Regions from separate parts of the Homo sapiens genome. Here region 1 is linked to region 2. A link is an interaction called in ENCODE POLR2A ChIA-PET data of the cell type or tissue named here. Cell type or tissue: GM12878. All regions are shown on one strand. Region 1 has its middle 13 kb from the start of GPR32. Region 2 overlaps LRRC4B (leucine rich repeat containing 4B).

Region 1 (4,000 bases), 220 kb after region 2:
CCTGCTGGCATCTAAATTCTGACTCCCACATGCCCGTACCCAGCCAGGAACCCCTCTGTAATTTTTTTGTTTTAATTTTGAGACAGAGCCTCACTTTGTCACCCAGACTGGAGTGCTGTGGTGTGATCTTGCCTCACTGTAACCCCCATCTCCTGGGTTCAAGCGATTCCCCTGCCTCAGCCTCCCGAGTAGCTAGGATTACAGGCACCTGCAACCACACCCATCTAATTTTTGTATTTTTAGTAGAGATGGGGTTTTGCCATGTTGGCCAGGCTGGTCTCAAACTCCTGACCTCAGGTGATCCGCCCACCTCGGCCTTCCAAAGTGCTGGGATTACAGGCGTGAGCCACTGTGCTGGGCCCCCTCCTGTAATCTTGCTGCCGGTATCCAGCTGCCTAAGTGAACTTTCCCCGGGATGTCTTACAGGCATTTCAAAGGCGAAGTGACCAACCCGGAGCTCCTGGTCTTACCCCAAACCTGAGCTCCTGGTCTTACCCCAAACCTGCTCTCCTGCAGTCTCCCCCATCCCAGTGCACAGCAACTCCAGCTTCCATCGGTTCAAAAGTCCTGCAGTCACCCCGACACTGCTCTCCCTCTCACCTCACACATCCAGCCCAGCAGCAAATCTAGCCAGCTCCACCTTGACCCTGGAATCTGCTTCCCACCCCCTCCTCTGACATCACCCTGGTCCCCATCCCCATCACTGCCCACCTGGGTTACTGCAGCAGCTTCCTCCCGGCCTCCTGCTTCCATCCCACCCCCTCAGTCTAGTCTCAACCTTAAAGTCACAGTGATTGTTAAGACCTAAGTCAGATATTGTTCCTTCTCTGCTCAACAGTCTCTTGTAACTCCCATCTCACTCACAGGAAAGGCCAGGAGAGTCTGCACTATGACTCACAGGGTCCTGCTCCATCTGTCCGCTTCCCTCTCTGCCTTCACGTCTCACCTCTCTTCCCATTGCCCACGTGGCTCCAGCCACACCGGCCTCCCTGCTGTTCCTTGAGCATTCCAGGCACCGTCCTGCCTCAGGACCTTTGCACAAGCTGCTGGTTCTGCCTGAAGGGCTCTTCCTCCAGATACGTATGTGCCTCACTTTGTCATTTCCTCCAAAACTTTGCTCAAATGTTATATTCTTTTTTTTTTTTTTTGTAATAGTCTCTCCCTGTCTCCCATGCTGTAGTGCAATGGCGTGATCTCGGCTCACTGCAACCTCTGCCTCCCGGGTTAAAGTGATTCTCCTGCCCTAACCTCCCGAGTAGCTGGGATTACATGTGTGTGCTACCACGCCCAGCTAATTTTTTTGTGTTTTTAGTAGAGACGGGGTTTCACCACGTTGGCCAGGATGGTCTTGAACCCTTAATCTCAGGTGATCCTCCCGCCTTGGCATCCCAAAGTGTTGAGATTACAGGCATGAGCCACCGAGCCTGGCCAAATGTTATATTCTTATTGAGGTCTTCCCTGACAACCCCGTTTAATGTACCAGTGTCCCCTTTCTGCTTTCCGTCTTGTCCCTCACATTCTCAATTCTCCTTAACTTGATTTTTTTTTTTTTTTTTTGGAGATGGAGTCTCACTCTGTCGCCGAGGCTGGAGTGCAGTGGCCTGATCTCGGCTCCCTGCAACCTCCAACCTCCCAGGTTCAAGTGATTCTCAGCCTCCCGAATACCTGGGATTACAGGTGTGCACCACCATGCCTGGCTAATTTTTGTATTTTTAGTAGAGACAGGGTTTCGCCCTGTTGAGCAGGCTGGTCTCGAACTCCTGACCTCAGGTGATCTGCCTGCCTTGACCTCCCAAAGTGTTGGGGTTACAGGCGTGAGCCACTGCACCCGGCCAAAAAATTTTTAATTATTTATTTTTTATAGAGACTGGGTCTCACTATGTTGGCCACCTTGGACTGGAACTCCTGACTTCATCCAGTCCTTCTGCTTCAGCCTCACAAAGTGCTGTGATTACAGGCATGACCCTCCACACCTGGCCCCCTCCACTTTACTTATTATTTTTCCATAACACTTGGCAATCTTCTAAAGCAGTATATCATGAATTAATTTATTATATGTATTATACCTGACATCTCCCACTGGGATGTAAGTTCCACGAGGGCTTGTTTTGTTACATGAGTTATCTCTGGTACTTAGAGCAATATTATTGTGTCCAGTGAGCCGAGATCGTGCCATTGCACTGCAGCCTGGGTGACACAGCAAGACTGTGTCTCAAAAAAAAAAAAAAAAAGAAAGAAAGAAAGAAAAAAGAACAGTATTATTGGGTCATAAAAAGCATTCAGGCTGTGCTCAATGTCTCACACTTGTAATCCCAGCACTCTGGGAGGCCAAGGTGGGAGGATCACTTGAAGCCAATAGTTGAAGAGTAGCCTGGGCAACACAGCAAGACCCCATCTCTACAGAAAAGAAAACTAAGGCTAGGCACAGTGGCTCACACCTGCAATCCTAGCATTTTGGAGGCTGAGGTGGGTGGATCATGAGGTCAGGAGTTGGAGACCAGCCTGGCCAAAATCATAAAACCCCGTCTCTACTAAAAACACAAAAATTAGCCAGGCGTGGTGGCGTGTGCATGTAGTTCCAGCTACTTGGGAGGCTGAGGCGGGAGAATTGCTTGAACCTGGTAGGTGGAGGTTGCAGTGAGCCGAGATCAGGCCACTGCACTCCAGCCTGGGAGACAGAGCAAGACTGCATCTCAAAAAAAATAAATAAATAAAAAAAATTAAAAAAATTAGCCAGGCATGGTGGTAAGTGCCTGTAGTCCCAGCTACTCCAGGAAGCTGAGGTGGGAGGATCTCTTGAGCCTAGGAAGTGGAGGCTGCAGTGATCTATGATTGTACCATTGCACTCCAGCCTGGGTGACAGAATGTGACCCTGTCTCAAAAAGAATAATAATAATAATCATTCCATAAAAAGTATCAAATGGAGAAATAAATCATCAGTGGGGTCTCGGAGGGGACCAGGGGCTGCAGTGACAGGCAACCTGGGGCCCTGACACAGGGTCATTCCTGTTCCAGGAAGATGAATGCTTCCAGATGCCTGTCTGAGGAAGTGGGGTCCCTCCGCCCTCTAACCATGGCTGTCCTGTCTGCCTCCTTTGTCGTCGGAGTGCTGGGCAATGGGCTGGTGCCGTGGGTGACTGTCTTCCGCATGGCCCGCACAGTCTCCACCGTCTGCTTCTTCCACCTGGCCCTTGCCGATTTCATGCTCTCACTGTCTCTGCCCATCCTCGTGTACTATATTGTCTCCAGGCAGTGGCTCCTTGGAGAGTGGGCCTGCAAACTCTACACCGGTTTTGTGTTCCTCACCTTCTCCACCAGTAACTGCCTCCTGGTCCTCATCTCTGTGGACCGTTGCATCTCTGTCCTCTACCCCGTCTGGGCCCTGAACCACCGCACTGAGCAGAGGGCGAGCTGGCTGGCCTTCGGGGTGTGGCTCCTGGCCGCCGCCTTGTGCTCTGCGCACCTGAAATTCCGGACAACCAGAAAATGGAATGGCTGTATGCAGTGCTACTTACAGTTCAACTTGGAGAATGAGACTGCCCAGATGTGGACTCAGGAGGTCTTTGGGAGACAAATGGCGGTGATCATGGCCCACTTCCTGCTGGGCTTCCTGGGGCCCTTAGCAATCATAGGCACCTGCGCCCACCTCATCCGGGCCAAGCTCTTGCGGGAGGGCTGGGTCCATGCCAACCGGCCCAAGAGGCTGCTGCTGGTGCTGGTGAGCGCTTTATCTGCTGGTTCCCATTTAACGTGATGCTGTTGGTCCATCTGTGGCGACGGGTGATGCTCAAGGAATTCTACCACCCCCAGATGCTGCTCATCCTCCAGGCTAGCTTTGCCTTGGGCTGTGTCAACAACTGCCTCAACCCGTTCCTCTACGTCTTCGTTGGCAGAGATTTCCAAGAAAAGTTTTTCCAGTCTTTGACTTCTGCCCTGGCGAGGGCGTTTGGAGAGGAGGAGTTTCTGTCATCCCGTCCCCGTGGCAACGCCCCCCGGGAAT
Region 2 (4,000 bases):
CGACTTCTGCATTCCCAGCACGCTATGCAAGGCCAAATTCGTGACAGACTTCGGCCAAGGTCTGCTGAGTAAACAGACTAGAGTGTCTAAGGCTCTTATTGGGGAACACCCTGGTTGTGCTGGTCCCTGTTTCCCTCACGCTTTTTGGCCTGGGTGATAATGCCAACATGTCAAAATCATGTTGACATCAATATGACAGAACTTGGGAACGGAAAAGCATTGGTGTTCTGCTTCCAACCTATTCTGCTTTTTACCTTCGTGTGCACGTCTGAGATCATTAAAGCTACATCACCTTTCTTGTGTTTGTCATCATTTTTACTTTCATGATTTCTGTCCTCATGTTTTAGGTATGTCTTTCGATTTTAAGTCAGTCTGAAATCCTTGTCTTTTAACTGGAAGTTTAGCTCATTTACATTTACTATAATTACTAATATATTTGAAATTCTTCCTATAATGTTATTTTGTGCTTTTTAATTGTCCTGATTTTTATAGCTTATTCTTTCCCCTTTCCTGTCTTCTTTGTATTGACTGAATTTCTTATGATTCCATTTCTTCTCTCTACTGTATTAGAATTTATATATTTTCTCATTATTTAGTGGTTACCCTTAAAATTTAACATGCATACCTAAAGACCAAAGCCAGTTAATTCTTCTCTTCTCCTCCCAAATAATACACAGACCAAAGACCAGTTAATTCTTCTCTTCTCCTCCCAAATAATACAAATACCAAAGACCAGTTCATTCTTCTCTTCTCCTCCCAAATAATACAAAGACCAAAGACCAGTTCATTCTTCTCTTCTCCTCCCAAATGATACAAAGACCAAAGACTAGTTAATTCTTCTCTTCTCCTCCCAAATAATGCAAAGCTGATCTCATCTCTGACTCTAAAACAAAGAGACATCCTGGTCAGCTTCCCAATAAGGTAAAAGGGGGGGAATCATAATTTGTTAACTGCCGATTATTGCCAGAGCTGTGCTAAATGCTCTGAGGTATGATCTCATTTAATCTTTGTGGAAATTCTGTCACATGGGGGTTATCAAGCACATACCCCTGCTCCCTTCATATCTGGTGGTTCATAGCTGAGAAAATGAAGGTTCAGAGAAGTAAAGTCACTTGTCCCCAGTCTCACAGGCTCCAAAGTTGCAGAACCAAGACTCAACGTCTCCTTCTCCTGAGCACAGACATGGGAGTCTCCACCACACCTACCCACCCTAAACTGAAACAGTTGGGCTGTCTGTGGGCTTCACAATGCTTTTTGAGCTGTGGGGCCCATTCATTCTTACATTACCATGTATTGTTTCGCTCATTTGACAGGTTATTTTTTGAGAGCTGCTATGTGTCAAGTGTCATACTGGGCTCTGGGGATCCAGCTGTGGACAAGACAGACAAAGCCCTGTCTTCCTAGATCCTGGCCTCAGAGAAGAAGAGAGACACTAAACAAAACAATTATGCCAACAATCATTTAACCAGCAAAGGTGTACACAGATCGTGGAGGCTGCCCTGGTTGCAGGGGGAGGCAGGCCTGGGGCCCCTCCAAGGCCTGATTTGAAACACCCTAGACCAGATCACCTCTGAAGTTGTGAGTGTCATCACCCTCATGGCCCTGACACAGAGTAGGATGGGCAAGGTGGGGATTGGTTCTTGACGCAGGTAAATCCTCCTGCCCCCTCACCCTAACATCTTTAGCCTGACGAAGATGTTGACATTTTGTCCTACAGTAGAGGACCTAGGCCTGGGGCCACCTCTGACAGCCACATAGCTGCCCACACTTCCAAGTTCCCTGGATCTTCAGCCCCCATCTGCTGAGCCCACCTCCACCTATGCTGGGCTCTGGGACAGATCTCAATGATGCAGATGTGAATCCGGCAAAGGGACGTGGCCCCCATCAATGACTGCCTTCTAACCCCGATGGGGACTTTCCTTTTATCCTGCAACTTGGCCTGTGTAGGGGGACTTTCCACTTTGGTTGTGGTAGGTAAATATTACTAAAGCTGAAAAAAATCCCACTGAGATCTGTTGGGGTTTTTAAGAAAATAAATTGTGAAGAAATTCCTTATTAAAAATGTAACTGTGGTAAGAAAACAATTAAGTGAACTGTTCATCTTAACATTATAAATTGTATTTATTTATATTTATTTATTTATTTGAGACAGAGTCTTGCTCTGTCACCAGGCTGGAGTGCAGCGATCTCAGCTCACTGCAACCTCTGCCTCCCGGGTTCAAGTGATTCTCCTGCCTCAGCCTCCCGAGTAGCTGGGATTACAGGCGCCTGCCACCACACCCAGCTAATTGTTTGTATTTTTAGTAGAGACAGGGTTTCACTGTGTTAGCCAGGATGGTCTCGATCTCCTGACCTCATGATCTGCCCGCCTTGGCCTCCCAAAGTGCTGGGATTACAGGCGTGACCCACCACGCCCGGCCTGTTTATTTATTTATTTATTTTTAAGACAGGATCTTGCTCTATTGCTCAGGCTGGAGTGCAGTGGCATGATTTCAGCTCACTGCAGCCTCCGCCTCCTGGGTTCAAGTGATTCTCCCACCTTAGCCTCCTGAGTAGCTGGGATTGCAGGTGCAAACAACCACACCAGGCTAATTTTTGTATTTTAGTAGAGACAAGGTTTCACCAAGTTGGCCGGGCTGGTCTCCAACTCCTGACCTCAGGTGATCTGCCTGCCTCTGCCTCCCAGAGTGCTGGGATTACAGACGTGAACCACTGCACTCGGCCTGTTTTTATGTTTTGAATATAATGAGTCAATCACAAAAGTTTAGCAAGCTTACTGTTGTTTGTGTGTGTGTGTTAATTTTTTTACATTCAGATTTTAAAAACCGTTATTTGTCACATCAACTGTCTTTATGATGACTTCTCATATTTCTTGCTTGTCCCTGAGACAAGGAACTTGTGCCTCCCTCTCCAACAGGGACTTCCCTGATGCCATGACTGGCAGCACTGCAGGGGCCGTTGTGGGCCCCTGATTCTCACACTGACCCGGCTCAGGCCTAGACGTCCCTGTCTCCCTCCTCCCATTCATCCTCCTGGGAGTGGCCTCCTGAGCCCTTCTGGGACCAGGCCCTGGCCTGGGTGGAAAGTCTGGCTGGATGGCTACCCGCCTCCCACCCTTCCCCACCACCAGGAGCCCAGAGAGGCATCTGAACCTGGGTGTAAACAACAAGGGGATGAGATCTATATCAGAGGCATGTGCAAGACCAAGCAAGGCAGCAGGACTTTGCCTAAGGCACCTGCGGGTGGGGTGGGAGAGTGGGGTTAAGCTGAGGCACAGGCCATGGGCCTACACCGCTTCCTGGGCAGCCTTCCCTGGCCTCCCCTCACTATGTTCAGCTCAGCAGCCCCCCGCCAGCTCGTGCACGCTGCTACTGGACTTGTTTACCTTCCTTTTTTTTTTTTTTATGATGGAGTCTCGCTCTGTCGCCCAGGCTGGAGTGCAATAGCATGATCTCAGCTCACTGCAACCTTCGCCTCCCAGGTTCAAGCGATTCTCCTGCCTCACCCTCCCGAGTATCTGGGATTACAGTAACACATCACCACACCTGGCTAATTTTTGTATTTTTAGTAGAGATGGGGTTTCACTACGTTGGTCAGGCTGGTCTCAAGCTCCTGACCTCAAGTGAGCACCCGCCTCAGCCTCCCGAAGTGCTAGGATTACAGGCGTGAGCCACTGTGCCCGGATGAGACTTGCCGACTTTCTGAACGACCTCTTTCTGCACGCAGTGTCGAGAGGGCAGGGATCTCTGTATGTCCTGCTCTCTGGGCCTCGGGTGGTGCCTGGCACACACTAGGTGCTCAATAAACAAATCAGGGCTGCACTGAATGCTGCAGATGGATTAGCCGGGGCTGTTCAGACACAGGAGGGACAGCCCATGCAGGGAGAAAGATGCACGGGTCTCAGCTCAGCTCCTAGACTCGCCACGGGGTGGTGACGAGACCACGGCATCCTTGTGAGGATTAAACTGTCTCGATATCTGTAAGCCATGGAGAAGAGCGC

Evidence for each region. ChIA-PET counts read pairs that join two places held together with the same protein. Peaks named below come from ENCODE experiments on the same cell type or tissue, not always from the same donor. Only the 100,000 strongest peaks of a DNase experiment are listed, where the experiment ranks them.
Region 1: POLR2A ChIA-PET joins it to region 2 with 6 read pairs; 2 of 35 experiments call an interaction of 5 or more read pairs at or near these places.

Annotation. Positions count from the first base shown.
Region 1 is chr19:50,755,439-50,759,438 of GRCh38, forward strand. It overlaps the pseudogene GPR32P1. Among named protein-coding and RNA genes, the nearest start is that of GPR32, 13 kb to the right of the region's middle. In GM12878, no CTCF peak of the experiment used is centred here; no DNase peak of the experiment used is centred here.
Region 2 is chr19:50,532,748-50,536,747 of GRCh38, forward strand. All of the region lies in intron 2 of LRRC4B (leucine rich repeat containing 4B), which reads right to left. LOC124904747 (a long non-coding RNA gene) reads left to right here. Exons shown (of 3, transcript XR_007067300.1): 3 at 1,314-2,084. Among named protein-coding and RNA genes, the nearest start is that of ASPDH, 21 kb to the left of the region's middle. RefSeq lists an enhancer at 1,905-1,994. In GM12878, no CTCF peak of the experiment used is centred here; no DNase peak of the experiment used is centred here; H3K27ac peaks cover 1,218 bases.